Regions from separate parts of the Homo sapiens genome. Here region 2 is linked to region 1. A link is an interaction called in ENCODE POLR2A ChIA-PET data of the cell type or tissue named here. Cell type or tissue: Caco-2. All regions are shown on one strand.

Region 1 (2,500 bases):
CCTTGAAAATAAAGCAGTGTGAGAGGATAAAGAGCAGTGTGTAGGTGCTACTTTAAGAGGTGCCCCGGGATGGCTTCTGGTAAGGAGACATTTGAGCTGAGACTTAGATAGAGTGAGATTTGGAGAGATCTTAGAAATATCTTAATTCAACACTCTGTAGATCTGCTACATTAAGGTCTTGTGAAATTTGTAACTTGTTCATTGATTTAAAAATTCAGGTTCTCTGCTCTTCTTTTTTTTTTTTTTTGAGATGGAGTATCGCCCTGTCACCCAGGCTGGAGTGCAATGGCGTGATCTCGGCTCACTGCAACCTCTGCCTCCCAGGTTCAAGTGATTCTCCTGCCTCAGCCTCCCAAGTAGCTGGAATTACAGGCGCCTGCCACCAAGCCTGACTAATTTTTTGTATTTTTAGTAGAGATGGGGTTTCACCATGTTGGCCAGGCTGGTCTCGAACTCCTGACCTCGTGATCTGCCCACCTCAGCGTCCCAAAGTGCTGGAATTACAGGCGTGAGCCACCACGCCCGGCCCCTCTGCTCTTCTTACCAAAGCTAAACTGCATCTCTTTCAAATCATGTATTAAATTATATCTTTATACTCTTTACAGACAGTATAAGGTATATTTTATGGTTCAAGCATATGCATTTCTAGAAGTTGTTTTAAAAATACTTTTGTTTTCTCCTCTCGCCTTGAAAATGTAGTAGTAACAAGAACAGTGAGTTTGTGTGAATCTTTTTTTCCAATGCCTTCAGCCTTTTTTCACTGCTCTTGAGTGATGCAGCCCTGTACTTGATGTCTTAATTTTCATTAGTTTGTTGAAATCAATGAAAGCAGAATTGCATTTATTCTATTTTCCCACAGTTCTTTATGGGAAAAGGCATTTAGAATCTGTTTGTCCAATTTGAGAATTGTGAACTGCCAGAAAAATAAGGAAGTAGCTATGAACCTAGCTCTGTGTTTTTGACAAAATTGGTAACACTGAGATTGTCCATGTATATGGTAGCTTTCTTAATTAAGGAATTGGCCATTTAAATACATGAAGTCAGTCTTTTTGCTCACAGCACATAGATCACTGCTATGCCTAGAGGTGGTAGAGAATCAATAGAAGGAAACTTATGAGAGCTATTTCCTTTTTTGCTCTATGAGGAAGTTAAGAACCACATTTTGTGCTCAGTCATAGCAATTGTGGTAACCATTACTGTGAGTGTATCTGGTCAATCCTTTCATCTCCTGGCCCTGATTTTCTGTGTTTGTCATCATACATAGTTTCATGGCAGACCTCTTCATATCTTGTTTTTCAAGGCATTCCTGAGTAAATTTGCCAGTGCAAAGTCGCTGTGCTCAGAGACTGAGGCACAGAGTGATGAAGAGATTGTGATCTTGCCACATCCTGGCCCCTGTGGCATTGCCAGAGGGTGTTTCCCTTTTGCTCACTGAACAGCATCTTTCAGCAAATCCTCTGGTTTAGAAGTAGCATTTTATAGCATAAGCCCTATGACGATGGCAGCCTATGATTCGCTTTTTCACGTATATCTGTTGTCATTAAGAATTACATCTACCTTTTAAAAGATCTACATACTGCTAAACCTGTTCAACTTCAGGTGATAAGGGTTAATTATTATTTTTTAATCTCTGGGTGGAGGCAAAAATGGTGTGACTTGGGTTTTAGAACCTACCTGGAGCATGACTGTAGGAAAGTCAAGGCTCTTCAATGTGCACCACTCAATGTACAGACAGTTTAGCTTCACTGCACTCAATATATACTTGACTGACTTTTAAACCTTCTCCCTTTCACAATGAGTTGTTTTAAAGAGGTCATTTTGTTTGGGCTCATCTTATCTTGCAGATAGAATAAATAATTTATCAAAGCGGCAGAATTTTAATACTTTGGGTGAATGCTTTCCAGCATATTCCTTTTCTTATGTTTTGGTTTTACTTTTTTATCAAAATACAACATATATACAGGAGAGTGCATATGTCCTAAGTGTAGATAGCTCAATACGTTTTCATAAGCTGAACAACTGATGTAATCAGAAAGAACCGAAATCAATAGCTGTCTGTTTTTAAGATTGCCGATAGTCTCATTCCATGCTAACCCTAGTTTCATTTGGGAAATGTTTTGTCTGATTTAGAGTCCAGCACCATGCAGTGGACTTACACTGCACATGTGCTGGCATTCTTTCCATAGACTCTCACTTAGGAATCAGTTGGTGCATCTCAGGACCACCTCTGCACAAGAAGACCAGTTGTCTTCTCTTGCAACTCTTCCCTGCTGGTGTTTGCAATGTTCTCAGTGACTCTGTGTTCCCTTGTCACTAATCTTTTCATGTCAGTGCCTAGCTCTGTTTCAGCATTCCCTGTGGAGTTGATGTTGTCTGCCAGTATGTGTGGGCTTATGAGAAAGCTTTTAGCTCTTAAAAGTATGTGTCACTTTGAGCATCTGATGCATCTTCAATCTAGTTTATAACCTTATGCTAAGTAACTGGCCTTTGTGGGGAAGGC
Region 2 (2,500 bases), 230 kb before region 1:
GAGCTTGCAGTGAGCCATGATCACGCCACTACACTCCAGCTTGGGCGACAGATCAAGACTCTGTCTCAAAAAAAAAAAAAAAATTCGCTGGACATGGTGGTGGGCGCCTATAGTCCCAGCTGCTTGGGAGGCTGAGGCAGGACAATCACTTGAACAGGTTGGCAGAGGTTGCAGTGAGCCAAGATTGTGCCATTGCACTCCAGCCTGGGCAACAGAGTGGGACTTCATCTCAAAAAAAAAAAAAAAAAAGTACAGGAGGAAATCGATATTGATGAGCCACCTCATGGGTGGGAGATTTGAGACACAGAGAGGTGAAGTGATGTGGCCAAAATCACAAAGCTCAATTCTCCATTTTGCAGCCCATCAGGTGGTGCCCCCTTTTGCTCCCCAACCCCCCAGGTTGATAGAAGTGAGTCCCTTACTCTAAAGTCATGACCACAATGCACAGGGCAAGGACCGCTCATCTCTGGGCAGGCAGGAGAGTCTAGAGGCAGAAGCTAGCGAGCTCTCCTCTAGGGGTGTACAAAGTGACTCTGCAGGTGGCATCATTTTCAGAAAAGTGTCCCTGGCTGGGCCTTTTGACACCAGCATCTGCTCATGCTCCTACTCCTCCCTGCCTCTAGGAGACCATCCAGCTGTGGCAGTCAGAGGATGTGTGGACTAAATGATAACAATGAATGCACGATTTGCCCTCTTCTTGGAGGCAGTGGGGAGCTGGAAACTGCCTCTGCAGCCTGGGCTGGGCCACACCTGGGGGAGCAGAACTCTCTTTGGAATGTGATTCCTATTTCTCTCATTGCTCTCTGCTAAGAACTCAGATGATCAAAATTCCACTGAATTAATATCAACATGCTGTTGTTGCCCAAGACCTAAAAGGCTGCAGGTAGGTGTATAAATCACTGGATGTGAGCTCTGATGCTGGGGATTAAAGGGCACTTTTCCGCTGTGAGAAAGGCTCAAATGTAGGGACTGGTGTGGGCCCACTGCATCTATCGTGGAGTTTTCTTGTCTGGGACTGTCCTACTCACTCCTCAGCCCTTGAGAAGTGGGAGAAGTTTAGCCTCCCTTAGCTACTTCACATTTAGTCCAGCACAATGGGGTAAATGAATGTTTCTTTCGTGGCTTGTAGGCCATGTGGGTGCAGCAAAGAGCTGTGTGTGCAGAGCAGGGTGAGGCGTATGCACCTCAACCGGCCCCTCCGGCCCTGCACTTCCTCCCTCCCCCATCTTCAGCAGCTCATCCTTTCCCCTGGTCCACGGGATGAAATGTGGGTTGGCCCTAGGAGTCAATCTTTGTCCTTTGGGAGCCCGCCTGTGGTCCCAGAAGGGCACGCCCTTGGAGAACCCAGCCGTGCCCAGCACCACCCCCCACCCCTACCCCATCATCATAGCTGCCACAAGTGGCTGTCTGGTTGTCACTGGATAAAATGATGAATCTGTTCTTCCCACTAAGAGATCCCGATGCTCACCATCGGATGTCTGCAGGACGACAGTTTTACTGTAAGGCCCGACACCAGAAGAGTTGAAAGCTTTGACTCGGGCGTTGTAGGTGCTGTTGAAGTGAAGACCGTCGATGGTACACAAAGTCTCCTTACCGACGTACACTTCCTGAAAGAGAGCAATGCTGCTCACCAGGCTCCTCTAGCATTTGGAAAGCTCCTCTTAGCAAATGGCTTCTGGAAACACATTGACATTAAAAGTGCTGTTGCCAGGTGTAGTCCCAGCTACTCAGGAAGCTGAGGTGGGAGCATCGCTTGAGTCCAGCCTGGACAACATTGCAGGGCCCCATTTCTAAACAATTTTTGTTTTTATTTTTTTGAGGGACAGAGTCTTGCTCTGTTGCCAGGCTGGAGTGGAGTGGCGTGATCTCGGCTTACCAAAACCTCCGCCTCCCGAGTTCAAGTGATTCTCCTGCGTCAGCCTCCCAAGTAGCTGGAACTACAAGCATGCACCACCATGCCCAGCTAATTTATATATATATATATATATTTTAGTAGAGATGGGGTTTCCCTATTTGTTGGCCAGACTGGTCTCGAACTCTTGACCTCAGGTGATCCTCCTGCCTTGGCCTCCCAAAGTGCTGGGATTACAGGTGTGAGCAACCATGCCCAGCCAAAAAATTAAAAAAAAAATTCTTACCAAATAGAAGTTATTAAAAAGGGAAATTACATTCAGTCATGGCTGGCTCACAGAACTTGACCAACTTGGGCATGAATGCCTTACTACTGGCTGCCCGGCCCCTCTGCCTGCGAGGCGGCGAGGCGTGATGGGGTCCTGGTGAGGCAAGCTTCCTGGGTCTGCAGCCAGCCAGGATACTGACCAGGAACATCCTGACTCTGCCAAGGTCTACCTGGTCAACAAGACTATTGAGCCACGGGCACATCCACTTCTTTGTCTCCTCCCACACCTGAGGCTGGCATCTTCCACTCCTTAGCCCTCCTGGAGCTGCTGTTTTCTGGTCTTTCCAAAGGGTGAGACATTTCTGCATCTGGCCTCAAAGA

What was found. ChIA-PET counts read pairs that join two places held together with the same protein. Peaks named below come from ENCODE experiments on the same cell type or tissue, not always from the same donor. Only the 100,000 strongest peaks of a DNase experiment are listed, where the experiment ranks them.
Region 2: POLR2A ChIA-PET joins it to region 1 with 11 read pairs; 4 of 35 experiments call an interaction of 5 or more read pairs at or near these places.

Annotation. Positions count from the first base shown.
Region 1 is chr1:230,971,824-230,974,323 of GRCh38, reverse strand. All of the region lies in intron 1 of TTC13 (tetratricopeptide repeat domain 13), which reads left to right. Among named protein-coding and RNA genes, the nearest start is that of TTC13, 5.8 kb to the left of the region's middle. RefSeq lists an enhancer at 1,224-1,463. In Caco-2, no CTCF peak of the experiment used is centred here; a DNase peak (open chromatin) is centred at 1,353.
Region 2 is chr1:231,205,759-231,208,258 of GRCh38, reverse strand. TRIM67 (tripartite motif containing 67) reads right to left here. Exons shown (of 10, transcript NM_001004342.5): 7 at 1,469-1,607. Among named protein-coding and RNA genes, the nearest start is that of TRIM67-AS1, 19 kb to the right of the region's middle. In Caco-2, no CTCF peak of the experiment used is centred here; no DNase peak of the experiment used is centred here.